2 separate regions of the Homo sapiens genome follow, and region 2 is linked to region 1. Evidence: chromatin loops called from intact Hi-C (ENCODE). Cell type or tissue: Calu3. All regions are shown on one strand. Each heading gives the region's core, and the rest is flanking DNA. Links, peaks and the distances in the headings are about the cores only.

Region 1 (15,533 bases), core at 6,588-11,587:
ATTTTGAATTCTCTGTCTGAAAGGTCATATACCTCTATTTCTCCAGAACTAGTTCCTGGTGCTTTATTGTATTCATTTGGTGAGGTCATGTTTTCCTGGATGGTGTTGATGCTTCTTGATTTTCACTGGTGTCAAGGCATTGAAGAGTGAGATATTTATTGTAGTTTTCACATTCTGGGCTTGTTTGTGCCTGTTCTTCTCGGGAAGGCTTTCCTGGTATTTGAAGGGGCTTAGTTAGGCCCTTTGAGTACCAATAATGCCGTGGTTTTTGCAGACTCATGGAGATACTGCCTTGGTGGTCTTGGGTAAATGCTGGAAGAATTATCTGGATTATTGGAAGGAGTCTAGTTATTTTCTCTTATTTTCTTCCAAACAAACAAACTGTCTCTCTCTCTGTCTCACTCTGTGCTGAGACACCTGGAGCTGGGGGTGTTCTGGTGAAAGGACCCCTGTGGCCATTATCACTGAGACTGCACTGGGTCAGACTTAAAGCCAGCACAGTACTGGGTCTTGCCTAAAACCCTTTCCTATAAGGCCATGAGTTCCCCCAGGCCCCAAGCACGTCCAGAGATGCTGTCTGGGAGTCAGGGATTAGAGTCAGAAACGTTAGTTAGCAATTTACATGTTCTATTTTACTGTGGATAAGCTGATATTCATACCACAATATGAGTCCTTCCTGCTCTTTCTTCCTCTTTCCACAAGCAGAGGAGCTTATCCCTATGTCCACCACCAGCGCTGGTCCATGGAAGTTTTGCCAGATGACTGCTGATGTTCAATTGAAGTCCAAGGTCTCTTCTGTCATCTTGTGCTAAAAGCTGCCAGGCCTGGAACTCATCTTCATGGCTGTGCAGTCCTCTCTGGCCCAAGGCAGGTCCAGAAATGCTATCCAGGAGAATGGGTCTGAACTCAGGCACTCCAAAAGCCTGCTTGTTGCTCTATCCTACTGTGGCTGAGATGGTACCTAATGTGGAAAACAAAGTCTCCTTTACTTTTTGCTTTGTTTCTCTCAGACATAAGGAGTCTTTCACTATAGCCACAAGAGCCCACAGCGCATTCCCTGCATATCACTGCTGGTTATTCGGGGTCCAATTTCTCTTTAGTCAGCAACAACCAAGACTGGATCTTTTACTTCAAGGCAGAAGATTTCCTTTTGGCCCTCAGTGTGTCTAGAAATGTTGTCCAGGAGCTGGGATATGGAATGGATGGGGACCTCATGACTCTTTCTATTGCCCTATCTTACTGTTGCTGAGCTGGTATCCAAGATGCAAGACAAATTCCTCTTTACTCTTCACTATCATGTACTTATTCTCATTCTGTTTTTTTTTTTTTTTTTTTTTTTTTTTTTTTTTTTTTTTTTGAGATGGACTTTCGACCTTGCTGCCCAGCTGGAGTGCAGTGGCATGATCTCGGCTCACTGCAACCTCCACCTATTGAGTTCAAGCAATTCTCCTGCCTCAGCCTCCTGAGTAGCTGGGACTACAGACGCACACCACTGCACCTGGCTATTTTTTGTATTTTTGGTAAAGATGGGGTTTCACCATGTTGGCCAGGCTGGTCTCGAACTCCTGACCTCAAGTAATCCACCCACCTTGGCTTCCCAAAGTGCTGGGATTACAGGCATGAGCCACCATGCCCAGTCTCTCATCTTCTTACGCAAAAGGAAGGAGTCACTTTTATTGCTGCAAGATTCACTGCCTAAGATTGGAAAAGGGATGGTGCAAGCATTCTTACAGCTGTGCCAGCTGGTGTCTCCCTAGGTCATGTGCCATCCTACTACACTGGCTTTAAGCCAAGCCTAGCATTAGGAGTTGCCTAGGTACCACAGTCCTTGTGTGTTAGACTGCTTTTCAAGTTTACCTAGGAGCCCAGAGCCTACGGTGGCAAGGCTCGCCAAGAAACTCAAGTTCTGACTGCTGGCACAAGCGGTTCCACTCTGGCTAGAGCTGGTCCAAATACTCCCTCCATGCATGAGTGCCAGCTGAGCCCAGCATGGCTTTATTCTTCACTGTGACAGTGCAGCTCTGAGTTCAATAAAGTCCCCCAGTCACGGTCCTCTCCCTCCCCAAAATGTGAAGTTTCTTTCTCAGGGCTACTTGGCTGCTACTGGGGGATGAGAGAAGTGTGGCGTCAGTGATTCAAACCTGTCTCTCCTACCCTCCTTAATGCCTCTTTTAGCAATATGAAGTTCAAAATAGTTACTGTGTTTGTTCACCTAATTTTTGGTTCTTGTGACAATGTTTTCTAAATGCAGATAGTGGTTAAAACTTGGTGTTCCATCAGGGGGACAAATGGTGTAGGCTTCTCTTTTGCCATCTTGCTCTACACCTTGGTTTTCACTTTTGAGTACCATTTCCCTGAGCCATTTGGCCGGGTAAACCGTGACCTCCCCTATGGCTTTACCATTGGTAAAGACGCTAACTTGATTATCTTCTGCCACTCTTCTTTCCCAACCTTCCAGTTGTTTCAAACCCAGAAATATTGATATTATTGACATCTTAAATATCATAAATGGCATAGTGTGTCATAATTGCTCTCAGATTTTTTCTTATTCAAATTCTTATTCACTCCCACAGTGCCATTGTTCCAATGGGTCTTTTTTTTTTATGTTAGGATCACATAAATCTACCTTTTTTTAAAATTTTTTTTTAGAGACGGAGTCTTACACTGTTGCCCAGGCTGGAGTGCAGTGGCACAATCTCGGCTCACTGCAAGCTCCGCCTCCCGGGTTCACGCCATTCTCCTGCCTCAGCCTCCCGAGTAGCTGGGACTACAGGCGCCTGCCACCATGCCCGGCTAATTTTTTGTATTTTTAGTAGAGACGGAGTTTCACCGTGTTAGCCAGGATGGTCTTGATCTGACCTCGTGATCCGCCCGCCTCGGCATCCCAAAGTGCTGGGATTACAGGCATGAGCTACCGCGCCCGGCCACATAAATCTACCTTTAAAATCATATGAAAACTCCAGAAAGGATGATGTAGAAATCAATTTCCTAATTAAAATTTGTAGCTGAATGAGATCTTCCATGGCCTGGTTCCATGACTATATATGTATTTATTACACACCATTTTCCCTTCTCCATTTTCATTCTCCGTACAGCAGCTGTATTACTCTGTTTTCATGCTGCTGATAAAAACGTACCTGAGACTGGGCAATTTAGAAACCAAAAAAGGTTTAATGGACTCACAGTTCCATGTAGCTGAGGAGGCCTCACAATCATGGCAAAAGGCGAAAGGGAGGTCTTAGCAGCAGACAAGAGAGAATGAGAATCAAGTGAAAAGGGACACTTCTTAAAAAACCATCAGATCTCGTGAGACTTATTCACTACTACGAGAACAGTATGGGGTGAACTGCCTCGATGATTCAATTGTCTCCCACTGGATCCCTCCCACAACATGTAGGAATTATGGGAGCTACAATTCAAGATGAGATGAGATTTGGGTGGGAACACAGCCAAAGCATATCAGCAGCCAAACCGTATCAGCAGCCAAATGAATGTTTAATGCAAATTTGATCATCTGACACCCTGGCTGAAAGGCACTTCCAGTTTTCCGTTGCGCCTGAGATAAAGACTGAAAACAACTCTGATTACAAAATGCTAAATGAACTGGTCACAGAGAATCTCTGTAGGATCACCCAGTGCAATCTACCCACTTGTTTCTGTGGTCCATTTATACTCATCTTCTCTCAATTTTCCAACTTCCCTGTGCAACTTTTACCACAGAAATTCTGCTTCTGTGGTTCTTCTCCCAAGAAAAATTCTGTATTTCCTACCCCATATACCCTACTCCTATGTCACCTCTTTAACAATAAATTTCAATAAATATATTACTTCTCTAGGTTTATGATGAGCCATGGCACACTGTGGCCTTCCTGTTTTGTTTTGTTTTTTTTTTTTTGTGGTGTGTTTGTACATATTCAAACATTTCTGCTTCGCAGTTAAATAATGTGTAGATATGCTATGATATTGATATATTATATATATATATATGCATTTATAGAGTGGGCATATATATAACATCATTGCTATTTGTTTTTCTTATTCATTTATTTATTTTGTCATCCCCAGGAAACTGTAAGCTTCATGAGAACAGGGAACATACATTAGTTAAGTTAGATTTTCTCAGCATTTTATTGCAAGTACCAAACAGAATGTCTAAAGCTATGAGTTCCTGTTGCATCTGGAATAAGAGAATAAATTGCCTTACCTATTTTACATTCTTTATTACTCTAAAGATAATTTTGTGTGTATGTGTCTGCATACACGGAAGAGTTTTGATGATTTAGACAACCTGCAAATGCTTAAAAAATTAATGAGGGAATAAAATAGATGCCAGATGTTTCTTCCATTTGGCCACTGTTTGGATCCTGAAAAAAAAATTAGTATAAGCTTTTGTGTTTTCTTACTCTATAGTTTTACTTTTAACTTTTCTTCAAGAAACTATTCCAAAAAGAGCATGATAAATCTAAAGACATCCAGTCCCATGGGGGAAGAAAACAATATTAAATTGAATTAAAAGTTAATGAAATATTTTACTACTGCATTTTACCACAGCATTTGCAAGTTGTATCTGAGCATCCTAATAATTTTAAAACCACTATCCTCATCTCAATCGTGAAAGGCTGGGAAAAAGTTCTCATTTTATGATCCAGAAAGTCACTATGCAAAAGAAGAGAAATTAAGTTATAAAAAGAAGATACTGTATAACTTGCCTAATGGCCTGTAATCTGCTAAAAGTACAGCTGCAGTAGGCTGTTTAACAGGTGCTATGATTATGGAGCATAGCAAACATGTTAGGCTTTGTAGTGCATTTAATACCTTATAAACAATTGGACTAATTTGGACAAGGCTAACAGATTAGTTCAAATGACACTCTTGTAAAAGGTCTGTGATTATGTTGCACAAATTTGACTGAAATTTTAAACTTAGCAAGGTACTCAGCTTTAAAATGACTAGAATACTATTTTTTAATATTCCAGCACTGATTTCTAATGTTATTCCCTTCATATATAACACCGTACTTTTAAAAGGCAATAATCATTTTGAAGGTATTCTCACAGTTTCCAACATTACAAAACCATGTATTAGAATGTTCCAATAGTTCTACCACAATAGCCCATGTACTTTTTGAAAATGGGCATAAATCCCTGCCGTGAAACCATCAGAGCAAATGATTTGGGGTTTTGCTGCCAAGCAATTAACCATACATGTGTTATTTAAGCACCTCTGAGTAAAGCGATACGATTTTATATGTAGATTGAAAGCCAATCACTTAATAATTGAAGGAAGCTTATCTGTAATGACTGACTTAATGGCAGAACATGTGAACCAAAGGAAGGTATAGCTTGCTTAATGTCAAAAAGAGAAAAAAAGAAAAAAGAAGAAATAAAAGTAACATATATAACAAAACCAAGGTACATTTTAAAAATTCACTAAACTTTAAGAATAAAGAACGGATACAAAGGTCATGTAGGAAAAACAAGAAAAATAATGTCTTCCGGCATGGGCAATAATACAGGAGCCACTCTATTGATAATTTCAAGAGAGGTATTAGCTTGATCAGTCTCCACTCAGAAGGTAGCACCTGTCCACAGGAACACATTTAAGAATTACTAGGCTGGGCGCGGTGGCTCAGGCCTGTAATCCCAGCACTTTAGGAGGCCAAGGCAGGCGGATCACGAAGTCAGGAGATCAAGACCATCCTGGCTAACACGGTGAAACCCCGTCTCTACTAAAAATACAAAAAGTAGCCGGGTGTGGTGGCGGGCACCTGCAGTCCCAGCTACTCGGGAGGCTGAGGCAAGAGAATGGTGTGAACCCAGGAGGCAGAGCTTGCAGTGAGCCGAGATCACGCCACTGCACTCCATCCTGGGTGACAGAGCGAGACTCCATCTCAAAAAAAAAAAAAAAAGTGCATTTCTCAGATGATAAGTGATGTTAAGCATCTTTTAATATGTTTGCTGGCCACTTGTATGTCTTCCTTTGTAAAATGTCTGTTCATGTCCTTTGCCCACTTTTTAATGAAGTTTTTGTTTTTTTTGTTGTTGAGTAGTTTGAGTTCCCAGTAAATTCTGGATATTAACACTCTGTTGGAGGTACCGTTTGCAAATATGTTCTCACATGTGTAGGCTGTCTGTTTACTTTGTTGACTATTTCTTTTGCATGCTTAGTTTATTTAAATCCCAATTGTTTATTTTTGTTTTCGTTGTGTGTCCTTCTGAGAACTTATTCATAAATTGTTTGCCTAGAGAAATGGCCATAGTTTTTCCTAGGTTTTCTACTAGAAATTTTATCTTTAAACTTTAATTCATCTTGAGTTAGTTTGTATATGGTGTAAGATAGGAGTCCAGCTTCATTCCTCAGCATGTGAGTATCCGTTTTTTCCACCACCATTTATTTTATAGCATGTTCTTTTACTAGTGCGTATTTTCATGGACTTTGTCAAAAATCATATGGTTGTAGATATGTCTTTATTTCTAGTTCTCTATTCTGTTCCATTAATTGATGTGTCTATTTTTATACCAGTACTGTGCTGTTTTGGTTACTATAACCTTATAATATTATTTGAAGTCAGGTAATGTGATGCCTAGAGCTTTTTTCATTTTGCTTGAGATTACTTTGACTATTTGGGCTTTTTTTCTTTGCAGATGAATTTTTTGGATTGTTTTACATAATTCTCTGGAGAATGACCTTGGTACTTTGACAGGAATTGCATTGAACCTGTAGGTTGCTTTGGCAGTACAATTTAATGATACTGATTCTTCTGATCCATGAGCATTACATACTTTTTCCATTAATTTGTGTCATATATGATTTATTTAATCAATGTTTTGTAGTTCTCCTTGTAGAGATCTGTCATTTTCTTGGTTAAATATATTCCTAGGTATAATTTTTAGCAAATTTTAAATGGGATTGAGTTCTTGTTTTGGTTCTCAGCTTGACTGGTATTGGTGTATAGAAATGCTACTGATTTTTGTATGTTGATTTTATATCCTGAAAATTTACTGAAGTAATTTATCAAATCTAAAAGTCTTTTGCAGAAGTCTTTAGAGTTTACTAGGTATAAGAGTATATCAACAGCGGACAGAGATAATTTGACTTTCTCTTTTCCAATTTAAATGTTTTTCATCTTTTCCTTTTGCTTGATTGCCATAGCTAGAACTTCCAGTACTATGTTGAATAGCAGTGGTGAAAGTAGGTATCCTTGTCTTGTTCCATTTCTTAGGGGAAGTGCTTTTCCCCATTCTGTTTAATGTTGCCTGTGGGTTTGTTATACATGGCTTTTATTATTTTAAGTATGTTCTTTCTATTCCTAGTTTGGCAAGGGTTTTTGTCATGAAAAAAATGACAAATTTTATTAAATGTTTTTTTCTCAATCTTTTGAGATGATTCTGTGGTTTTTGTTTTTAATTCTTTTATATGGTAAATCACTGATATGGTTTGAATCCTGTGTCCCCACCCAAATCTCATGTTGAAATGTAATCCCCAATCCCCAACAGGAGGTTGGGAGGTGATTGGATCACGAGGGTAGTTTCTCATAAATCATTTAGCACCATCTTCTTTGGTCACCATAGTAAGTGAGTTATCATGAGATCTGGTCATTTAAAAGTGTGTAGCACCTTCTCTCTCTATTTAAAATTTGCTAAAAATTATACCTAGGAATATATTTAACCAAGAAAATGACAGATCTCTACAAAGAGAACTACAAAACATTGATTAAATAAATCATATATGACACAAACTAGTGGAAAAAGTATCTCATGATCATGGATCAGAAGAATCAGTATCTTTAAATTGTACTGCCCAAAGCGATCCACAGGTTCGATGCAATTCCTATCAAACTACCAAGGTGATTCTTCAGAGAATTATGTAAAACAATCCTAAATGGGGTTTCACCATGTTAGCCAGGATGGTCTCAATCTCCTGACCTCATGATCCGCCCACCTTGGCCTCCCAAAGTGCTGGTATTACTGGCATAGCCACCACACCTGGCCGCCACACTCTTAAACAACTAAATCTCACAAGAACGCACTATCATGAGAACAGTACCAAGTGGGTGGTGCTAAACCATTTATGAGAACCCACCCCTATGATCAAATCACCTCCCACCAGGCCCCTGCTCTGACACTGAGGATTACAATTCTACATGAGATTTGGTGGGGGCACTGATCCAAACCATATCAGGCGGGTTTTTTTGTATGCAGCTTATGTTTAAAAAGTTTTTATATTTTTATCCATTCTGCCAACTGACATATTTTAAGTGGAGCATATAGCCCTTTACCTTTAAAGTTAATATTGATATGAGAGGTTTTCTTCTTGCCATAATGTTATTACATATTTGCTTTGCAGTCTCAATTGTGTAATTACTTTATGTGACCTGCACGTTTTTATGATGACAAGTATACCCCTTCCATTTCCATTTTTAACTCGTTTGAGCATTTCTTTTAGGACTGATCTAGTGGTGACAAATTCCCTTGGTGTTTTCTTGACTCGGAGCAACTTTATTTTTCCTTCATTTAGGAAACTTAGTTTAGCAAGATACAAAATTCTTGGCTTGCACTTTTTCTTCTTTAAAAAGACTGTAAATGGGACCCTAATGTCTTCTCATTTGTAATGTTTCTGCTGATATGTCTGCTGTTAGTCTGATGGTATTTCCTTCATAGGTGATTAGATGTTTCTCTCTTGCCCATTTTAGAATTTTTTTCTATCTTGTTGACTTTGTATAGTCTGACGACTATATTCCTTGATGAGTTCCTTCTTGCAATGTATCTCCCAAGAATTCTTTAAATATATTGTATCTGGATGTCTAGAACTTTAACAAGACCAGAAAAGTTTTTCTCAATTATTCCCTAGAATATATTTTCCATATGTTTTATTTTACAATTTTTCTGTTATCTCTGGAATAGTTACTACTTATAGTTTTGAAGGCTTTACATAATCCAATATTTATCAAAAGCTTTTTTTAAAATCTCTTTTGAATTTTTGTTCAAATAGGTTAATTTGAAAGACCTGCCATCTAGTTCTAAAATCTTTTATTTTGCTTATACTAGCCTATTGTTAAAGCTTACAGCTATATTTTGTAATTCTGTCAACACATCTTTTTTTCAGAAGTTTTATAAAACCATATATGTCTCTTCTTTCATATTCTGAATTGTTTTATGATTTATTTGTATTGGCTTTCAATTTTCTTTTGGGTCTCATTAAATTTCTTTAAAATAAACATTTTGAATTCTTTATTTGGTATTTCAAAGATTTCATTTTAATTAGGATCCATTGCTGGGCAGTTAGTGTTTTAACACTCTGTGTTTTCATTCTTCCAGGATTATCTCTCTGGTTCCTTCTTATCTGATTAGCTATCTCCTCTTCTCATTTTTGGATTTGCTTTCATTTGAGTAAGATTTTCCCCCTTGAGGGTGTGGCTATAATATGCATTGTGTAGAGTTCTTTGGCTTTGGTTCCAGGTGCTTTAGTGGCAAAGACTATGTAAGTTTCTTGGTTATAGATATCTTTTGTATGGTGACTTTCTTAAATGCTAGTTGTAGTAGCAATTTGCTGGACATGTGAGTGTGCTCACTGCCTCCTGTGGAGTCAGAATGGGGAGGTCTCAGGAAGCTTATCTCATTCCCTAGTGCTGTGCACTGGTGTCAGATTTTTTGTTTGGTTGTGCAGCTTGATGTCTACACCAGTAGGTGGCAATATGGGTTGGATCTGGCTGCAGTCAACACACATCTCCCTATGCATGATCTTTGTTAACCTTGAGAAGCTCACTGTTGCCTCAGCCAATGGTGTGTCCTGTGAAATGGATAGTAGTCTCAGTTCCCAGCTTAGCCCTGGAGTGGGGAACCAAGCTGAATGGGGCTATGCCAAGCAGGCTCGCCTACATGTCACCCAATGGCAGGTGCAAACACCAGCTCCAAGGGGTGGGTATCTGATGGGCAGCTGCCAAGTGCCCAGACAAGTGCCAAGGTGTAGAGTGGAGATAACTCCACTGTCCCAAGTTGGCTCTCCAGGAAGGGAGGGGCAGCCTGAATTCATAATCTAGAAGAGTGAGTGTTCCAAATGCCCGGATATATGTCTGGGCATGGAGCAGAGGGGGTTCCAATGTATCCAGATCTCCACATGAAAAGGGAGAGTCAGCCCAGGCTTTTCCTCCAGGCAAGTGAGTACATTAAATGCTTGGAAGTACGCCTGGGTGTGGAGCAGAGATGGTACTGCAGCACCAAAATCTATGCACAGAAAGGGAGGAGAGGCTCAGATTCTAATCCAAGCAAGCAGCTGTGCTGAATGCCTGGAATTATGCCTGAGTGTGGATGGAAGAGGGCGCCACTGTACCAAGATTTCCGACCTGGAGAGAGGGATGACACAGGCTTCTAATCCAGTCAAGATAGTGGACTGAATGGTTGGAATTATGCCGGGGCATAGAGCAGACAGGGTGCCACTGCACTAAGATCTCTTCGCAGGAAGGAAAGGGCAATTCAGTCACCTAATCCAGGTGAGCAGGTATGCCAGTTGCCTGGAAATATGTCACCCGGCAAGAAGTAGAGTAGCTGCTGCAGAGCAGAGGAACTGCTGCTACAACTAGGTCTTTGCAGGGGAAGGGAAGGGCAGCTCAGGCCCCTATTTCAGGGAAGCAAGTGCTCTGAATGCCTGGAAATGTGCCCAGGCATCGAGCAGCGGGGGTGACACTAGATTAAGTTATTTGCAAGGGAATAAAGATGTGGCTCACGCTCCCATCTAAGTGAGCACAAATGGGATCCACCTCCCTCCCACTCCTCAGTATTGGTGGTGAACAGTCTTCTGACTAACTAGGATAACAGGCTGGGGCATCCAGTAATGACATATGCAGATGGTCCCTATGCCACAAAGCTGTTTCTCCTGGCCACAAATCACCCTGCCCAAGATAAACCATGGCTTCAGCAACTGTCCTCCCACTCCAGTCCAATGACAGGAGATAGCACAATTTTAGCACTTACTCTGGGGGTGCACTGCAACAGCCACTCAGTTCTGGCTGTGGGGGGCTCTTCCCCCACTACAGAACAAGCACTCCAATTTCTGGGCAGAGATTAAAATATCTACGGTGGCCACTACAGCTGGGTTGTCAAACACTGACTGACTTTGTCATGAGCCTGAATTGAAAATGGCATCCTTCCTTCAGTCCCACATCTGTGAAAAATGCCTGCAGATTTTCTTGGAGTGTTTTCCCTCCATTGTCTCCTGGCTTCTCCCCAGGTTCGCTCCAGGTCTTGGGAGAAACAAGGTGCTCACTAATAATTTGGTTTTCAAAGAATATATAATAAAATGAAAATATTAAGTTTAAAAGGCCAATAACACATATAATACTACATGTAAAGTGTAATTTTTACTTGCTTACATAATATATATATTTGTATATATGTATATGTATATACCTTTATATTATATATGCATGTAATAATTACATTAGAGAAATAAACAGTTTACACACTCTTTTAAAATATATATAGATTTTGGCTTTGTACTTTTCCATATCTTCCAAATTTTACTTATATGACTTTTACAATTAAAAAAACACATTTTATAAATTTGAACAAAGAGAAGATCATGAGAAACAACAGGGAAAAACAAGTCTCTCAGTGTTTTTGGATATATTTATATATGTCAAATTCCAAGCAAAGTGACATGAAAGGTGTATATTTAATGTCTTCTACACCACATTTTTCATCAACATTTTAAACAATATTTCCCATGAAAATACTTCTCAAGTCATGTAATGAAAGCCCTTCAAAAATTTCACTGGGAATAAAACAAGTGCATATATATTTCAGAAATATGAAAACTTGGAACAAGCAGACATTTTACCAGAAGGCAGAGGATAGGTGGTACATTCAGTTTGTGACCACAGAGTTAGGGTCACATTTGGCAAGGAAGTGAAATAAATGCTACTAGATATCAGAAGCTGACAGGGGAGGTGTTATAAATCCACAGCAGAGTAGCAGAGAGAAGGAAAATTAAGACAGCAATGGCAACAACCAATTTAATGGGAGATGAAAAAATAGAGAACGACTAGATGCATCTGATTTTTTTCTAGAAATTACATTTTTATGACAATGTGATGCCCTTTTCGAAGAAACATCTTATGGCTTTCATTTTTTTTTACCCAGAGAATTCTTACACAAGGTAAACATGATGCCGATAGAGGCATAGTGTCAATGTGTCTAATGCTACCAAGTCTTAGAATTAGGTGAAAGAGCATGACTCTCATTGTGTCTCATGTCTGGCCTTCATTCACCAGTTTTATAGTTGATTTTCTTGTTTGTTTGTTTTTCTGCTATATAGACAGAACAGGACTTAATGGGTTGTTCATCGCTTTTGGTTTTTAAAACCCACAATTTCAATTAGTCATGACAAAAACATCCCTGCTGATCACATCACTCTCATTACTTACCTTACCCTTAATGACAACTTTCCTTTGCAGTTGACATGTTGCTACCTGGCTTTTGTCACACTAGAGTGTCAACACTACCAAGAAAATCAATAATTTCACTTCAAAGGCAGCATATTCCACTGTCATTCTCAAATTGCAGAGAGAAAAACACTATAGCATTTTTCAAATATGCTGAATCTCTCTTCAAAAGATTTTTTTTTCCAAAATACCTTGGATAAATAAACCATGTTCTATGTCTTCTTCTGGAATGCATTTAGATAGTAACTGAGCAGGTCTAAAGAACCTGTTTAATTTTACACCATTGTCATAAATATTTAGATTATTTTGCTATATCAAACTGAAGGATTTCTGAGATCTTAACTTCATTTACCATAGGCATTACTGAATGAAGGTTATAGGCACACTAATCAAAACATAAATCTAAAAAAAACCCAGTTACACCATTTATAGCTGCTTGAACTAGCATATTGACTGAAAAAAAAATCTCTCTTCAGTTCATTTATATCAATATATTTAGTATAATTTAAAATTACCTCCCTGTATTTATCTAACACAAACTGTATAGGGTTTCATAGACATTTCTCAGAGTCTTACTGCTTTAAATTAGCAGTGTTGAATTTCTTTATTTTATGATCTTTGTTTTTGAAGTTATTGATGCAGTGGAGCTGTGGAAATCTGGCGCTAAGCATTGATCTAGAGGCTCTGGAGGAGGAAAGAAGAGAGTCATCAGGAGAAATGGCATTCCTTTTGAATGGGAACCCTTCAGGAGTGTATTTTTCTTTTTCTTTTTCCTTTCCCTTGACCCTCATACAATGACAACTGCCCTTGAGTATAAATATAAACTAAGGTGGAAATGAAGTGGAGGTAATTCAAATTGATAAGATCAGGGCTCTTCACATCTATTCAAGATATTTTTATAGTTGTGGTCCTGGAAACTCCATAGTGGAATTGTGAAAATGACCTTCTCTGATATTTTTAATTAAATTGCTTCATAGAGGTATGATTAACATTTAAAAGCGTACATATTTAATGTATATAACTTGATTAGTTTGCAGATAATATATACCCATGAAACCATCACAATCAATGCCATAAACATATCCATTGCCTGCAAAAGTTACTCTTTTTTTGTGATAAGAACATAGCATCAGATCTGTCCTCTCAGAAATTTTTAGGTATAGAATTCAGGATTGTAAACTATAGGCACTATGCAGTACATTAGAGCTTTAGAATCTGTTCGTCTTGCATAACCGAAACTATGTAGCATTTGACCAGTACTTTCCATTCTGACACTCCCCCGCTATCCCCTGGCAACCACCATTCCACTCTGTTTCTGAGTTTCACTACTTTAGATTCGTCATATAAGTGGGATAATGTGGTATTTGTCCTTCTGTGTCTGGCTCATTTCACTTAGCATAATGTCCTCTAGAATGCTCCATGTTGTTGCATGTGGCAACATTTTTTTTCTTTCTTTTTCTTTTTGGAGACGGAGTCTCACTCTGTCACCCAGGCTGAAGTGCAGTGGCAGCATCTCGTCTCACTGCAACTTCCGCCTCCCGGGTTCAAGCAATTCTCCTGCCTCAGCCTCCCGAGCAGCTGGGACTACAGGCGCACGCTGTCACGCCCGGCTAATTTTTTGTATTTTAGTAGAGACGGTGTTTCACCGTGTTGCCCAGGCTGATCTCGAGCTCCTGAGTTCAGCAATCCGTCTGCCTAGGCTTCCCAAAGTTCCGGGATTATAGGCGTGAGCCACCGTGCCCGACTGGCAACATTTTTTAAAGGTGAATAATACTCCATTTTCTGTATATAGCACATTTTCTTTATCCATTTATCATTTGATGGACTCTTAGGTTGCCCCCACATCTTGGCTATTGTAAATAATGCTGCAATGGACATGGGAGTGCAGATATCTCTTTGAGATTCTGATTTAAATTTCACAGTGACCAAAGAGTTAGGGTCACATTTGGCAAGCAAGAGAAATAAATACCCTTTATTGGAAAAATCATTTGCAAATATTTCTTCCAATTTTTAGATTGTTTTTTTCATTTTGTTGATTGTTTCCTTTGCGCTGCAGAAACCATTTAGTTTTATGTAATCCCACTTGTATCTTTTTACTTATGTTGCTTGTGCTTTTGGTGTCATATTCATGAAATCATAGCCAAAGCCAAGGCCAAGGTCTTCCCCTATGTTTTATTTTAGGAGTTTTATGGTTTCAGATCTGATATTTAAATATGTAGTCTGTTCTGAGTTTATTTTTGTGTGTGGTTTAAAATAAAGGTTCAAATGTATTTTTCACTTCTTTGTCTATTTCCAGTTTTCCCACCATGATTTTTTGAAAAGACTATTCTTTCCCCATTGTGTATTCTTCGCACCCGTGTCAAAAATCAGTTGACGGACTATGTGTGGATTTATTTCTAGATTCTCTATTTTGTTCCATTGATCTATATGTCTGATTTTATGCCATTTGTAATATATTCCGCAATTAGAAACTAAGATGCCTCCAGGATTTTTCTTGCTCAAAATTCCTTTGGCTCTCTAGCAACGTTTGTGTTTCCATATAAACTTTAAGACACATGTATATGTATACATATTTTTTTAATATATTAAATTAAAATATCAAATATACAAATACATTTAATATCATATATTCAATAATAAATATGTATATATTTCATATATATATATATCTGTGGGAAAATGTCATTGGTATTTTGATAGGGATTGCAATGAATCTGTAGATTGCTTTCGGTATTAAAGGCACTGTCACAATTTTAATTTTTCTTTTTTCTTTTTATTTTCTCTTTTCTTTCTTTCTTTTTTTTTTTTTTTTGAGACGGAGTTTCTTTCTTGTTGCCCAGGCTGGAGTGCAATGGCGCAATCTCGGCTCACCGCAACCTCTGCCTTACAGGTTCAAGCAATTCTCCTGCCTCAGCCTCCCGAGTAGCTGAGATTACAGGCATCCACCACTACGCCCGGCTAATTTTGTATTTTTAGTAGAGACGGGGTTTCTCCATGTTGAGGCTAGTCTCAAACTCCTGACCTCAGGTGATCCACCCGCCTCAGCCTCCCAAAGTGCTGGGATTACAGGCGTGAGCCACCGCGCCCGGCCCCC
Region 2 (15,533 bases), core at 7,115-12,114, 240 kb after region 1:
GGTGCGCTTGGAGCCAACTCTGGAGAGCAGAGAACTTTGTCGGGTTGCCCCAGGCCTGGGTTGCCCTGCAGTCTGCAGGCTTATACTGTTGGTCAGGGAGCCAGGGGCTGGGGCTCCTCTCCGAGGGGTTAATGAAACTCATAAGGAAGGAGTCTTTCAAACTTGTTAGGAAGTCACCTGTGTAATGTGGCCAGGTGAAGTGCAGTAGGGTAGGAGGAGGACTGCTGAACTCAATACTGGGAAGCTAGCGAGGGCACCCATGGAACTTATAGTGAAGCTACCTGCATTGGTATTGCTAAACATGCTGAGGGTGAGAGTCACTGGGTGTCCCACACATCAACCAAACACCTTCTAGAACTGGAAGCTAGAAAGCACACCAGAATCTGCAAGATAATGCCTCTTTCATCTGAAGCATCTCTCCTGTGCCCTCTGTTCATAGGGCTTTGAGACAGCCGGGAAGAGAGAGATCTGGCAGTATCACAAGAAGGACAGTGAAGACTAGATTTGGGCTAAGAGGTAATAGATGGACAACTAGCTTGAATAACAGCAATCAAGAAAACAGATAGAATAGAGAGGATAAACAGAGCTACAACTTGCGTCTCCAAAAAATGCTAATAAAATGCCAAATTTCTAGCAAGATTGATTAAGATAACTAGGGAAGGAAGAAGTAAATACAAATGAAAACATTTACAAAAAGAGAAGTGATAAAACCATGCAAGAACGTAGAAAAGTATATGCAGATGCATATGAAACCATGGATTAAATATTCAAATGTCTAGAACAAATAAAATATAAAATTGATTGAAAAGAAAATTAAAGGAAACAATAGTTAACAAATTTAATAAATAGAACACTGGGTGTTGATCAATAGACACATCTTACCAAAATCTCAAGGAATGGACTATTGTTATACAAACTCCTTTAGGCAACTGGTAAAGAGGGTACATATAGTCAAACTCATCATATGAAGTGAATTTTAACCTCATAGAATAAATGGTTGTAACTTAGTATACCTTTGTAGTGTTTTGTTAAGGGAAAACTGAAATCCTATCTCACTCATAATAATAAATACAGATGCCATAATCCTTAAAAATATTAGCAACTGGAATGTAGCAGTGTTTTTAAAATAAAATTTTAAATATTTAAAAATATTTAATACACCATGACAAAATTGAGACTATAAAAGGAATGCAAGAGTATTGTAACATTTGAAAGTTATAAATGCCACTGCCACATTAATAGCCTAGGAAAAAAATAATACAATCATCTCATAGTTACAAAAAAAAGATTTTCTAAAATTCAATATATTTCATAACAATACAGCAAGCCTTAAATGTAATAAATAATATATTTTAAAAATTAATAGCAAACATAATTGAGAATCTTAGAAAATAATTTATTTGAAAACATGGAATATAACACAGTTGATATTATTACAGGTTCTAGTCTACATCGTACTCAAGTTCCAGCCAAAGGAGTATAAGAAAGAAAATAAATCAAAAGCAAATAATCATAGGGAGAGAAATAAAACTAACATTCTAACTGGAAAATTCAAAAGATGTATAGACTCATTATTTGAATAATGAGAATTTATCAATGTGATTAGTTATAAGAAGTATTACATAAAAATCAGTTGCAATTTCATATTGCAAGAACAAGGTGTGAATTTTAAAATGTACCTTTTTAAAAAAATCTATAGATATTATTTGACAGATATGAATAAATATAAAAGTAAACATAAGTAAAATATTAAACAGCAAAGATATTTACAAAGTTCTAAAACTGGGAAGTTTAGCTCATATTCTTAGAAAATAGGATTTTAGTATTGTAAATATATTAGTTATTTTCAAATTGATTAAAGGATTCAACATAATTTTAAGAAAGATTTAGTAGTATTTTTAACAAAACTTTAGTAAATGGATTTTCAAATTTATATGGAAGAGAAGTTTCTAGAAAAGCAAAATTACTTACAATTTTTTTGAGAATTTTGTATATGAAGCTATAGTAAATCAAAGAGTGTTGTACTGAAACTGAGATGAACAAGTTAACCAACTAGGTGTAGAGAAAATATGAAACTAGGATATGATTGTACGGGATTGTTTGACTAAGGCAAATTGGTAGAGAAACTAGGGATTATTTGCCAAATGATCCTGGGACAATACCTTACATATATAATACATTTAAAAAATAGTAAAACAAATTAGTTCCCTAAAATGGCTCAAATGTACATATCAATTCCAGATGGATTAAGAACTTAAATTTGAAAAAGTGAAACTTGAAAAGTTCTAGAAGAATATATAGGAGAATATGAGGATAGCTTCTAACTTTGTAGTAGAGAATTTCTCACATAAGATAAAAAATGCAGACTTTACAAAAAGTATGGATACATTTTATTACCTTAAAATTAAGAAGTGTTAATTAAGATTTACAAATTAGAGATGAAAGTCACAGGAGAGTTGACAAGGGTTTAGTATAAAATATATAAAGAGCTACTATATATCATTTAGAAAAGAAAAAAATTAAATTAAAACCAATAAAATTAATGCAGACATTTTACAATGGAGCAAATATGTATAACCAACCAATATGCTTTTAAAAAGATTTATTAATAATCAGAAGAATAAACATGTATAAATTATGCCGAATGGATGCATTATTAATAACAAGAAAAACAAAAACATATAAATTATGCTCAGTAGATTGCCAAAAATCATATAGTTTGATAATAGAAAGTTAGTGAGAGGATTTTCATTCACTGGAGCTTCTGCATATTGATTTATAAAATTGGTGCAACCATTTTAATAATACTACTGTAAATTCAAGTACTTACATAGCCCTTTTGCAGAAATGTTGTCACTTGACTTTCACTCCCCATAATGCACTATAGCACCAATATTTGCAAGAGCCAAACATTGGAAACAACCCCAGTGTTCATCATTTCAAATCAACAAGCTAATAGGTATTAATTCACATATGTCTGTTAAAATAAACTGCAGCTGCATGCGAAAGCATGGGTGTATATAGGGAACTCTATAATGTATAAGTGTGTGTGTGTGTGTGTGTGTGTGTGTATGGTATCTGTTATATATAAAAATATATATGGTAAATAAGCATATATAGTAGACATGTATAATAGCATAAGTATACAGTATGCGAGTATATATATATTGTATAAGAATATATATGGCATATAGTATGTAAGGCATATAAGAACACTATAGTATGAAACCATTTTTATTCAAAATCTAAGACAATAGCATGTTGTTTAGACACATTAACATGTTTTATATATTATAAGTAATAAAAAATTAAGTAAAGTAATAATAAACAATACAAAACTCTAGACAGTGGGTACATAGGAAGATGCAAATTATTGATAATGTCTAGTGGGTCCCCATATGCTCATTTTACTAAACATACCTACATAAATATTTGCTTAAATTATACAAGTCTAAATATGTATATGTTCAAATTATATGTATTTGTATATCTTACATAATTATATATCATAAAATTACATATCCTTTTGAAATATTCAAATAAATATAATAAATAATTTTTAAAATTGTTACTCATTTTATAAAACAATATGTTCACTGTTATTAATTAAACAATAAAGATTATCTATTTAAATAATTTACCCAAAGAGTATATTTGTCCAATATTTTCCAAAACCACATCTGATGTTACCAGTGATAACACTCTTGACTGCCTCCTTGACTCTTTTTTTGTTAAACAAAGATAAAAAATATGATCTTATTTTTAAAAGCAAGAATATAACTTTACTACATGTGTAATATACGGACTTCAAGCTTCAGTGTTGGGCAGAGATGCACACAATCAGCTCTGCAATGATAATAACATAGTATAAAAAATTTTCCTTGAAAGCATATAGAACTTCTCAATTCCTTTGTAAAGCACGCAATTAATTCATAGTATAAATATAATAACACTATAGTCATGTCTATGTTGATGTACACTGCAGTTTTTTTCAACTTAAAATGTTTGATTCATTTTGATAATAGCATTTTTATTTTGCATTGATTATAGGATCAAATAACATTGGCACTTTAACATAAAAATAATGTACATGTTTTTCTAAAAGATAGTGGCAACTTAGATTCACCTATAGCAATTTATATGAGTAAAATTTCCTATATTGTCTGTCACAGGTGGATATCATGAGTAAAGTGTATTACAACTTTATTTTGTCTTTGATTCATAATCTAAAATTTTAAAAATTTATTGAGAAAAATTCTGTGCCTTATCAGGTGGTCTAACTTGGTGAATGTTGTATATGAATATGAGCAGAATCTGTATGCCACTATTCATGGATGGGCTATGAATTACTGAGAGAGAGGAATTATAATTTCCAATTATTATTATGTATGTTTGTGTTTCTCCCTTTAATTTCATTAATTCTTGCTTTTTTTATTATGAGGATATACATTTAGGATTGAAATTTATTCCTGGTGAATTGACTTTTGTTGTTAAAAAAATCCTTCTTTATCTCTAGTGCTTATCTTCCTCTCAGTCTATTGTGTTTGATATTAAAATTGCCACAATCTTCTCGTGGTTAGTATTTACATGATATATTATTTTGTATCTATTTGTTTTTAAACTGCCTGGTTGGGCAGGGTGGCTAACGCCCGTACTTTCAGCACTGTGGGAGGCTGAAATAGGAGGAGGATAGCTTGAGGCCAGGAGTTCAAGGCTAAAGTGAGCTATAATCACACCGCTGGACTCTGAACTTCAGCCTGGGTGACGGAGTGAGACACTGTCTCAAGATAAAAAACAAAACAAAAAAAAAGAAAGAGTCTATTTATTTATTTATTGAGACGGAGTCTTGCTCTGTCACCCAGGCTGCAGTGCAGTGGTGCAATCTAGGCTCACTGCAACCTCCGCCTCGCGGGTTCAAGCAATTCTCCTGCCTCAGCCTTCTGAGTGGCTGGGATTACAGGTATGCGCCACCACACTTGGCTAATTTTTGTATTTTTAGTAGAGACGGAGTTTGACACCAGGCTGGTCTCGGACTCAAGATCATGTGATCCACCCACCTCGGCCTCCAAAAGTGCTGGGATTACAGGCCTGAGCCACCACACTCAGCCAAAAGTGTCTTATTTTTAAAGACTTCGTGTGTGTGTGTGTGTTTGTGTGTGTGTGTAAATTGGATGTAGTTGGATTATGTTTTGCAGGGTTAATTGCAATCTGATTCTTATAATTGTTGTTTTCAGATCATTTATATTTAATCCAATTTTGGCAATATGTAAGTTCACATATTTTTGTTTGTTTTAAATTTGTTATATCTGTTTTTTTCCTCCATGTTTCCGTTTCTGCCTCCTTTAGATGAACTGAGTATATTTTTAGTTTCCTATTTTCCATCCTTATATTATTATTTTAGTTATGCCTTTCTGTGTCTTTATGTGTATTTGTGTGTGTATTTTAGTACTTGTTACAGATATATCAGTATGGATATTTATAACTGTGACATATTCTATTATTTCTTGAAGAATTAGGAATTTTACAATAGTAAATTTTTAACTACTATTCCACTATTTTTTGCTTTTATTGTCAAATATTTTCTTGATAAACCCTTATACCCCGCAACACATTATTTCCATCTTGTATTTAAGTAGTCACTAGTCATTTAAATAAATATATAAGCTATACACACATGGATATGCATATATGTGTGTGCATGTGTGTGTTTGTAGTGTGTGTGTGTGTTAAAAAAAATTTAAAAGGCCAAATGTAGGTACAAATTTACTTACATTTGTACCCCTTCAAGTGTTTATCATCCCTTTGCTCCCAAATGGGGTTTCATTCTTATTTTTATTTTCTTAAGGCTAAAAGTTTTCTTTTAGCATTTTTCATTTTAAAGGTCTGCTGGAGACAAACTTTTAAAATGTCTTTATTTCACTATTTTTTGGGGGGGTGTTGGTAGGAAACTATTTTGCTGGCTATCAAAGAATTATCTTTCTATTAAGCACTTAAAATATATTATTCCATTTTATTCTAGTCTTTATTCTTTCTAATGTGAGATCAACCACCTTTTTTTTTTTCTGACTGATTTCATGACATTTTCTTCATTGTCGGCTTTCACCAATTTGACTATGATTTTTCTAGATACCGCTTTCTCCTTCTCCTTTCTGCTGGATAATTGCCAAATTTTTGCAACTGTGATTTGATGTCTTCCATCAGTTTTGGAAAATTATTGGGAATTATATCTTCTATATTCATTTTGACTTTATTCTATTTCTCTTCTCCTCAGATACCAAATATGCATATGTCATGTTAGGCCATTTGCTACTGTTCCACAAATATCAATCTTTTTGTTTGCTGGTTTGTTTTGTTTTACTCTTTATTGTATCAATATTTTTTATTGATCTGTCTTTATGTTCATTAATTTGTTCCTTCGCTGGATCTACTTGTTGATAAACCTCTCACAAGAAACCTCCATTTGTATTTTAATTCCAGCACTAAGGTTTGTCTCTTTTGAAACTTGCCATCTTTCTAATGTGATTTCTGGTCAGTTCATGTGCCATGTTGTACATGTTTTATTAGATCCCTTAACCTTTTAAATAGCTGCTGCAGCTCTTATTTCAGTAATAATAATTCCAGTATCTCAGCCGCATCTTGTATTAACTAATTTCATCTGGAAAATGAGTCTCACTGTTTTGCTTCTATAAGTGTCTCACGATTTATAATTGAACATCAGATATTATGTATAAAGGAATATTGGAGAAAGAAAAAGTGGTATTTTTTTTCCAGAAGAGGGTCATGTTCTTTTTGTTGTCAGGCCACTAATGTCAATATAGTCTGTAGATGAGTTGGGTTTTCACTGTGTTGTTACTCTAGTTAGATGCAGTTTATTACAGGCTTCAAATAATTTAACTGTGAAACTAGAAACTGTCTTTTAACAAGGTTTGAGAACTGAGTATCTACAGGTTTGCCCCTTTCTCCTGCCCTGCTTTTAACCTTTATAGATCCTATATACCAGTGCCTCTGGAAGATTTCACTCTGCTCTTATGACTATACTAGTCACAACAAGTCAGTTCTTGAAGATTATTCTCCTTCATTTTTCCACCACACCCTCGCGTTTGAGCAGCCTGTTGTAAATTGTGCCTTGAGCTGGGGGTGAGGTTTCTCTTAGCAGTTTGTCTTCAGTCTCAGCCACAGGCTGATTCTGCTTCATGATCATTGTAAGACCCTGCATCTGTCTTCTCTGATGCCCTTCCTCAGGTTAAATGGTTCCTGTCCCAAGCTCAGTGATAGGCCCAGAGGGTTTCTTTGTTTTTTGACACCTCTTTCACACTTTGGAGTTTTCTTGCCCTCCCCTGGCTATGAGAGACCACTGTTTCATGACATTCTTGATGGCCCAAAGGGCTTCTCTCAGTTCCCCTGCCCTGATCTTGTGAGCACTCAGGAAAAGGCTTAGAAAGAATTGATGGGTGGGTATTGACTCTCTTTGTGTCTGGGTTCCTCGGTATTATAAACCATTATGCCAACTCACACTTAGCCTTTTAAAATTTTGAAAATGTTCTATCTTCCTTCCTTCATCTATAGCAGCTTTCTTTACTCCAGCTATTGGGCCGTGGACAAAAGCAGCCAGAGGGCTCTTTGCTTCCAAGGGTGCCTCATCACTTTGAAATGTTTAGTTCTCTGACAGGCTTAAAAGCATGATTTTTGTAGGTAATATGACTTTTCTTATTCTTAAGCCAGAGCAAATTTGTCTTGTGACTTTCTGTACTAGAAATGAAAGCGGTGGAAGTCCTGGTCCATGATCTCAGAATGCACTCTGACAAACTGACCTCATTAGCTAGTTATTTCTCATTATTTCCATTTCCTTGTGTTATTTAAAAATGGTCTACTAAGAACTACTAGCAGCTTAAACTAGCCAATGGCAGAATATAGTCAGTATAACATAGCATGAAACATACAAAACAATTACAGGTTATGACATTCATTTGTAACTAGAACAGTTGCACAGTCATATTCTCCATATACCATAGCCTTTTAATACTTAGCTTAGATGAAACTCAATGATTTAACTATTGCTGGAAACAATCTCTTTCTTGCTGAATTTATTTCCTGAATTCATATTTGCATCTTTCTGTGTTGAAGTGACATGTATATGTGATTCTTCCTTGCATCAGATTATAACCCCATTAAAATTAAGGGTTATTTTATTCACCTCTCTATACTGATTGCATATCATGGAAACTGGCATCACTGATTAAATATAATTATAATATGCTCTAGTTTACTCTAGTTGGCAAATGTTGATACACTTATACATCATTATGTCCAATTTTTTTCTGATATATATAGATATATAAATTTTTTAAAGATATTTTACATGGACTGGAAAATTCACTATTCAGAGGAACCATATTGAGAAGGACTTCATTGCTTGAAGAATCTATTTACACAATGAAAATATATTCCATTGATAAACACAATTTGCGTTCAAACTTTACACACAATTTTTTTTTTTTTTTGAGATGGAGTCTTGCTATGTCACCCAGGCTGGAATGCGGTGGCACGATCTCAGCTCACTGCAATCTCTGCCTCCTTGGTTCAAGCGATTCTCCTGCCTCAGCCTCCCAAGTAGCTGAGATTACATGCGTGCGCCACCATGCCCAGCTAATTTTTGTATTTTTAGTAGAGATGATGTTTCACCATGTTGGCCAGGATCGTCTCAATCTCCAGACTTCTTGATCCGCCTGCCTCAGCTTCCCAAAGTGTTGGAGTTACAGGCGTGAGCCACTGTGCCAGGCCAATATTTTTCTAAAAATTGTTTATACACATAAAGGCATTTTAAGAAAATTTTTAAATCTGTTTTGTTTTTGGTTTTTTGTTTACAGAAATAAATTGTATACAATTTCAAATACCATAACATTAAAAAAGCAAAGCTGTTGCTGCGGTTACTAGCTGAAAGTGTCAGACCTTTTTCTCTTAAACTCTCAGGATCTCTCTGTCTCTGTCTCTCTCTATATATACATATACATACATATTTATATACACACACACACATATATACACACAACTATTTTTCTTCCCAAAAGCAGACTGCTTTCAAATATATTAAAAGTCAGATTAAAGAAGGAGAAGGAAAATACTTTTCTCTGAAAGAGAGATAATAAGTACCTGCCAGGAAAAATAGAGAATTGAATTGAATTGAAATGAAATGAAAAAAAAAAAAGTCAGTAACTTTGAAAGGGTTTCTTCAGTCCAGCTAACCATTCTTCTCATCTTCTGTCACTATAAAATGTTTTGCTGAAAAGAGAGGAGCTCATGATAATTTGCATTTGTATTACTCTGTGTGAAGGCTGTTGTGGTTTTGGATTGCAGGAGAGGTCCAGGTGAGACTACAGGAAACCTGTTCAGTTTATTTTCATCCTAGGAAGCATCTTTATATCTTTCTCTTCCTAAATATCAGAACAGCACTAAGGAAAACTTCTAAATGACTCCATGAGAGAAAAGGAGACTACAAAAAGCCCGCCCACTGCACCCTCCATGAGCTGCAGCCTCTGTGGAACGGTACTGAAATTCATTTCAATAATATTATATGCTTAAAAAATAAAAAAGTAGAGATTCCAGTAAAAACTTCCTTTGCTTTCTTCCCAATATAAGTTACAGAGAAACCACTCTTACCTCTCTGTTATCCCTGAACCCAAATGTATAATCCAAATATGTCCTATTTACCATACATCCAATTAACTATCTCTTGAGATGCATGCAAAAAATAACTCCATGGAATCCAAGGAGACAAAAATCATCACTCTGTTCTATGTTCTGAGATTTTTTTTTTTAATTGGAAATGTCAGAGGCGTGTGAAGCAGAGTAACTCCATCTTAAATAGGAGCTGGGTAAAATGAAACTGAAACCTACTGGGCTGCATTCCCAGACGGTTAAGGCACTCTAAGTCACAGGATGTGATGGGAGGTCAGCAGAAAATACAGGTGATAAAGACCTTGCTGATAAAACAGGTTGCGGTAAAGAAGCCGGCTAAAACCTGCCAAAACCAAGATGGCCACGAGAGTGACCCTGGTCGTCCTCACTGCTACACTCCCATCAGTGCCCTGACAGTTTACGAGTGCCATGGCAATGTCAGGAAGTTATCCTATATGGTCTAAAAAGGGGAGGCATGAATAATCTACCCCTTGTTTAGCCTATCATCAAGCCCTTGAGTCTACTCTGTCTTTGGAGTAGCCTTTTTTTTTTTTTTTTTTTTTTTTTTTTTTTTTTTTTTTTTTTTTTTTTTTTGAGGCTAGTCTCCCTCTGTCGCCCATGCTGGAGTGCAGTGGCACAATCTCGGCTCACTGCAAGCTCCGCCTCCCAGGTTCATGCGATTCCCCTGCCTCAGCCTCCCGAGTAGCTGGGACTACAGGCGCCCGCCACCACGCCCGGCTAATTTTTTTGTGTGTTTTTAGTAGAGGCGGGGTTTCACTGTGTTAGCCAGGATGGTCTCAATCTCCTGACCGTGTGATCTGCCCACCTCGGCCTCCCAAAATGCTGGGATTACAGGCGTGAGCCACTGTGCCTGGCCACCATTCTTTTATTCTTCTACTTTCTAAAAAACTTGATTTCACTTTGCACTATGGACTAGCTCTGAATTCTTTCTTGAGCGAGATTCAATAATCCTCCCTTGCGGTCTGGATCCGGAACCTTTTCCTGTAACTGAAATACATGGCTACCTCTTTTATCCCACCACTGTACTCTGGATATTTACTCAGCCCTTACCATACTTTATTGAAATGATTTGTTTATATATGCTTCTTATGCTCACCTTTGAGCTTCTTCATTTCTAGAATGGTGTTTTATTCATGTTTGAATGTATGCTATGTGTATCAGGCAACGTGTGGACACTGGAGATAGAGTGGTGAAAGGAACCTGGCCTCAAGGAATTTAATCCTGGCGAGATAACGGGATATAATTATGTCATTTGCTAAAGAATCCTGAGCATTTCTATATGCTGATTGAATTATTTTAAAAATACCTTTGAGTCGATTGATTTTTCCTTTTTAAATTTATATGAAGGATTGATTTGCAAATATTGAGGGAAAAAAGCCTTAACATAATAGGCACAGAGCATATGTAAATTTTAAACTAGTTACTAGAGCTTTCAAATCTGACCTACTTATATGCAGGTTTAATTTATAGGTGCCATATAATTTTTTTTTATTTGTAAATGTGATTCCAATAACATTATACCTATTTTATTTCAAACATATATATATATTTGACATCAGGATTTACTTCAAATCTCATTTCTCAAATCTTTAAAGCATTTTCAGATAGTCTCCCAAAATGTCTTTTTAACGGTAGGTATAACAAGTAATATGGGAAGTGTTGCCATGATTTTATGTCACCTCAGAAATGCTTTCTATGAGCTCTCAATTCTGAATGACACAAAATATTAGTTTTTTGGCAGGAAGAGATACAGGCATGTCACTGACATAGGGGAGCATAGTTTTATGCAGAAGTTCTAAGACTTGTGGACAAACTTTTACACTTTTTTATTGAAGCATCTCCATTTCTTAAATTATTTAGAATTAATTAATTTATATAACTAACAAAACATGAACTTTCCTATTATCTCAAATGCAAAGGGTATGGGCTTTATTTTAGATAAACTATATATACATATATGAGTTATATATGGGTTAACTATTACAGAAATACTAAATTTGATGGGGGAAATCATCCAAATATTAAAAGAGTCATTTTCAATTCCATTATCTAATTATATGTATTTAATGCACTTTGGAGATTAGAGAATGAGTCCCAGATCTAGCAATATATTACTTAAGGGTATTAATGTGTCACTTTTGACACATTTAAAACAGTACTGTTGCTTTACCTGAGTACCTCAAACCATCCTATATGTGACATTTAGTTACTTAATTTCCACCTGTTTTCAGATACTCCTTTGCTTTCCCTTATAAGCCAAATTTAATATGATATTGCTTATAAGGTCATAATGTCAAAACCTATTAATCTGGCGTTGCAATCAATTTATTATATGAGTACTTATTCTCATCTATGCTGAAATTTGTTTTTAAAACAACTTTTCAAATAATATAAGGTTAAAAACATTAACTCTCTGTGTCCGGCCATTCCACAGACATAAAGCAACAGCATGAATGAACCTGGAGGATATTACGCTGGCTGGAATAAGTCAGTGATAGATGGACCAACACTGTAAAATGACACTTACATGAGGTACATAAAATATAGAAGCAGAAAATAGAATGGTGGTTGCCAGGTGCTGGGGAGGGGGAAAACAGGGAGTCATTGTTTATTGGATATAAAATTTCAGTTCTACAAGATGAAAAAGTTCTAGAGATCTGTTGTACAACCAAGTGCCTTTAGTTAACAATATGCTACTATTTACTTACAAATTTGTTAGGACGGTAGAACTCATGTTCTTTCCACCAAAAAACAAACAAAACAAAATCACACATATGCACACACATCCAAAAACAAAACAAAAACACATAGAGACAGGAAACTTCGGAGGTAATGGAAATGTTTATTACTTAATAGTGATGATGGTATCAACCGTCACATGCATAGGTCCAAATTCATAAAATTATATACAATAAAAGTATACAGTTTTTATGATATATCAATTATACCTCAATAAAGCTGTTAAAAATCACTTGCATATTTGAGATCTCTTTAATAATTTGCTAGAGACTGCACAGATCAATAGTCTATCCTATTGACTTATTTAAGATGGTTTTTACTGCAACTTATATCTTTAAAGCTAGCAGACACCATAGATACACTGTAGCCTATAAATGTAGAACAGAGATCACCAGTTAGATGCTGTGCACAGATAAAATAAACTAAAATGTGTATGAAAGTTTTTAAATTGATTTAAAATATATACATGGCTAACTTTTCATGATTTTGAAGCAACTGGCATTAGCTGCTTTAGACAATGCTTGTAACACTTGGTATCTTTATAATCTTTCTTTAAAAAAATTTTTTTGGAAACATTGTAGAATGTAGTTAAAGTGTTACTTATTATGTAGTATATAATTTAAGTGTTAATTATTATAATGTTTTGAGTCTTAGATTTATTTAATAATTGTCTAATATAAAACTTAAATATAAATAAAATAAATAAGGAGAAAAAATCTGCTTTACCAAGTGATTCCAGGTAAAGAATTATCAATGTAAAACAAAATAATTCAACTTATCTCCACAGAATGGACTTTGAGCACTTAAAAAATCAACCTAACATGTATAAGTACATTTTAATGATTCTATTGATATTTTATCACCTATTTTGTAATAATTACATTACTTATTAGATAATCTAATGGAATAAATTAATGAATAAGTGGGAATATCATCTAACTGGTTGGCACATACGTAAAAATGAAGTTTAAAAACTGTAAAAATGAAGAAGCATGAATTGGGAGTCAATAGTGTTAGAATTCTGATTTCTAGAGAAGATTTGTGGAGAAAGTAAAAATAACATATAATGTTCCAGGCACAGTACTTAGTAAAATATGTACTAAATAAATTATAAACATTTTCATATTACTAATGATAATAAAAAATACTATATTCGGAAGCATCTTAAAACTCAGTCTCTGCGGGTTACAATAAAGTTCCAATGCAGTATTATTCTAAATAATATAAATAAATTTAACTCTCAGAATCAAACTTACTAACTCAACAGAGCCCAAGAAACTGAAAAGCATGAGTCAACATAATTACTTGTTAATAATGTAATTACATATTGGAGAAAGAATCAATTTATTAAGTTAAAGAAAAATACGTAGTTAATTATTTTTAAATGGAAGTTTGACTCTAGTTAAACTTTTGTCTCTAATTATTTAAAAAAGTGATTTTTAAAAATATGTCTTCTTATAACCTATCTGTTCATTGTTGTAGCACAGATTCCTGAACAAAACCTCACATCTATTAAATCAGAATTTCTAAATGGTGGGCCCTTGGAATATGAATGTTTTACTAGCTTTCAAGATGAATATTAGATATACTAAAATTAGAAATCATTAGCTCTATTTTTCTGTCCATACATACATTTATGTAAATATATAATATTCATATATAATAAAATATATTTTATTTTGTTTTATTTATTTAACCTTATCCCAGCCAAAAATAATAATAATAATTGGCAGGGATCAAATAACAAACATCTGCCAAATACACAGCAGTCAAGAACTTACATGCCTATGAATGTTTATTTCAGGATCCCAGACACTTGTGTACTGTGTTTCACTGACTGGGGTGTTAGATAACCTAAACCCAAAATTCTGTATATACTCATGGGAACAGTATATATTTCTGCTCTTAAATTTATTTATTTACCTTTCTACTGGGTTTGATTACAAGTTCCAGCTTCTAATGTTGTTTTGTGTCCTTACTTGCTTATTACTTTGTTCATTCTCCTTCTTATCCTCAGGATGCCTGGAGATTTGATTTTGTATTTTGTTATGTTTATTAATATTATGTAGAGCAATTTAATTCCATTTATGCTTCCCACCACTTTGAGTTCTATCTTTGGTTATTAAGTCCTGACTGAACTTGTACAGCTATGCAAAACAACCAAACACACAAAAATAAGGGCAAGACACAGACTTTCCTCATATACCAAAAAGAAGGAATTGGCAGTAATTTACCATGACTTTGAATGACTTTAAGATTTCAGTTATCCTTTTACTTCTCTAGTTTCAATATGAAAAGCACTATGGGGATTTTTAGTTGTCCACTTAGAGACTTATGCCACTTTTCTGGAAAGTAGAACTAGCTGTAGTCCAATCTGGCTTTAATTTTTTGTAAACCACTGTCTACACACACACACACACACACACACACACACACACACACAGAGAGAGAGAGAGAGAGAAAGAGAGAGAGATCTGAACTGACTGAAAGTTAAGAGAATTCAATGTAATCTAATGAACAAACCATAGGATATTCGCAATTACATCATTTTCTTTTATTTTCTGAATTTCATGTTCCTCAATGGACAGATGTAACAATACTTACCTTATATAATAAATACTTAGCAGAATTTCTGGAATATGTCAAGCATTAAATGTAATCTAGCTAGTTTATTTCAAAATTTTAGAACAAAAAGGGATCTTAAACCTCATCAGACATAAACTTGTCATTTTATATATAAAGAAACAGACCAAGAGAGGGTGCATTCGTTTGATCAAAAACATTTAAAAATAAATGAAGGGAAAGAGTATTCAGGATAGACCACAGTGCACTGTGCAAATGCAATCAACTGGGATGGCTATATTGTGATATGGCACCATTGCAAATATCACTTCTAAGGTGAATGTATGGCTGGAATTGATCCATCTTAACAACTACTCACATCTAAATTAATTTGACCACTTTGTCTCTGAAACTAAAATAATCTGTTTCTAGTGAGAGAATTCAGTTTTGATGGTTTGAAAAGGAAGAGTTAGCTACAGTTTAATATAAAGACACTTCAGGAAAGGCAGCCTTCAATCAAATTCTGCATAGCTGAG

The links. Peaks named below come from ENCODE experiments on the same cell type or tissue, not always from the same donor. Only the 100,000 strongest peaks of a DNase experiment are listed, where the experiment ranks them.
Region 2: it touches region 1 in a loop (2.0-fold over the local background); 2 of 110 quality-filtered maps call a loop at or near these places.

What each region holds. Positions count from the first base shown.
Region 1 is chr2:193,578,968-193,594,500 of GRCh38, reverse strand. No RefSeq gene overlaps it. Among named protein-coding and RNA genes, the nearest start is that of LINC01821, 760 kb to the left of the region's middle. RefSeq lists a silencer at 9,632-9,761 and an enhancer at 13,131-14,330. In Calu3, for the core only: a CTCF peak has its summit at 9,673 (motif pointing right); a DNase peak (open chromatin) is centred at 10,320.
Region 2 is chr2:193,342,236-193,357,768 of GRCh38, reverse strand. No RefSeq gene overlaps it. Among named protein-coding and RNA genes, the nearest start is that of PCGEM1, 600 kb to the right of the region's middle. In Calu3, for the core only: no CTCF peak of the experiment used is centred there; a DNase peak (open chromatin) is centred at 9,968.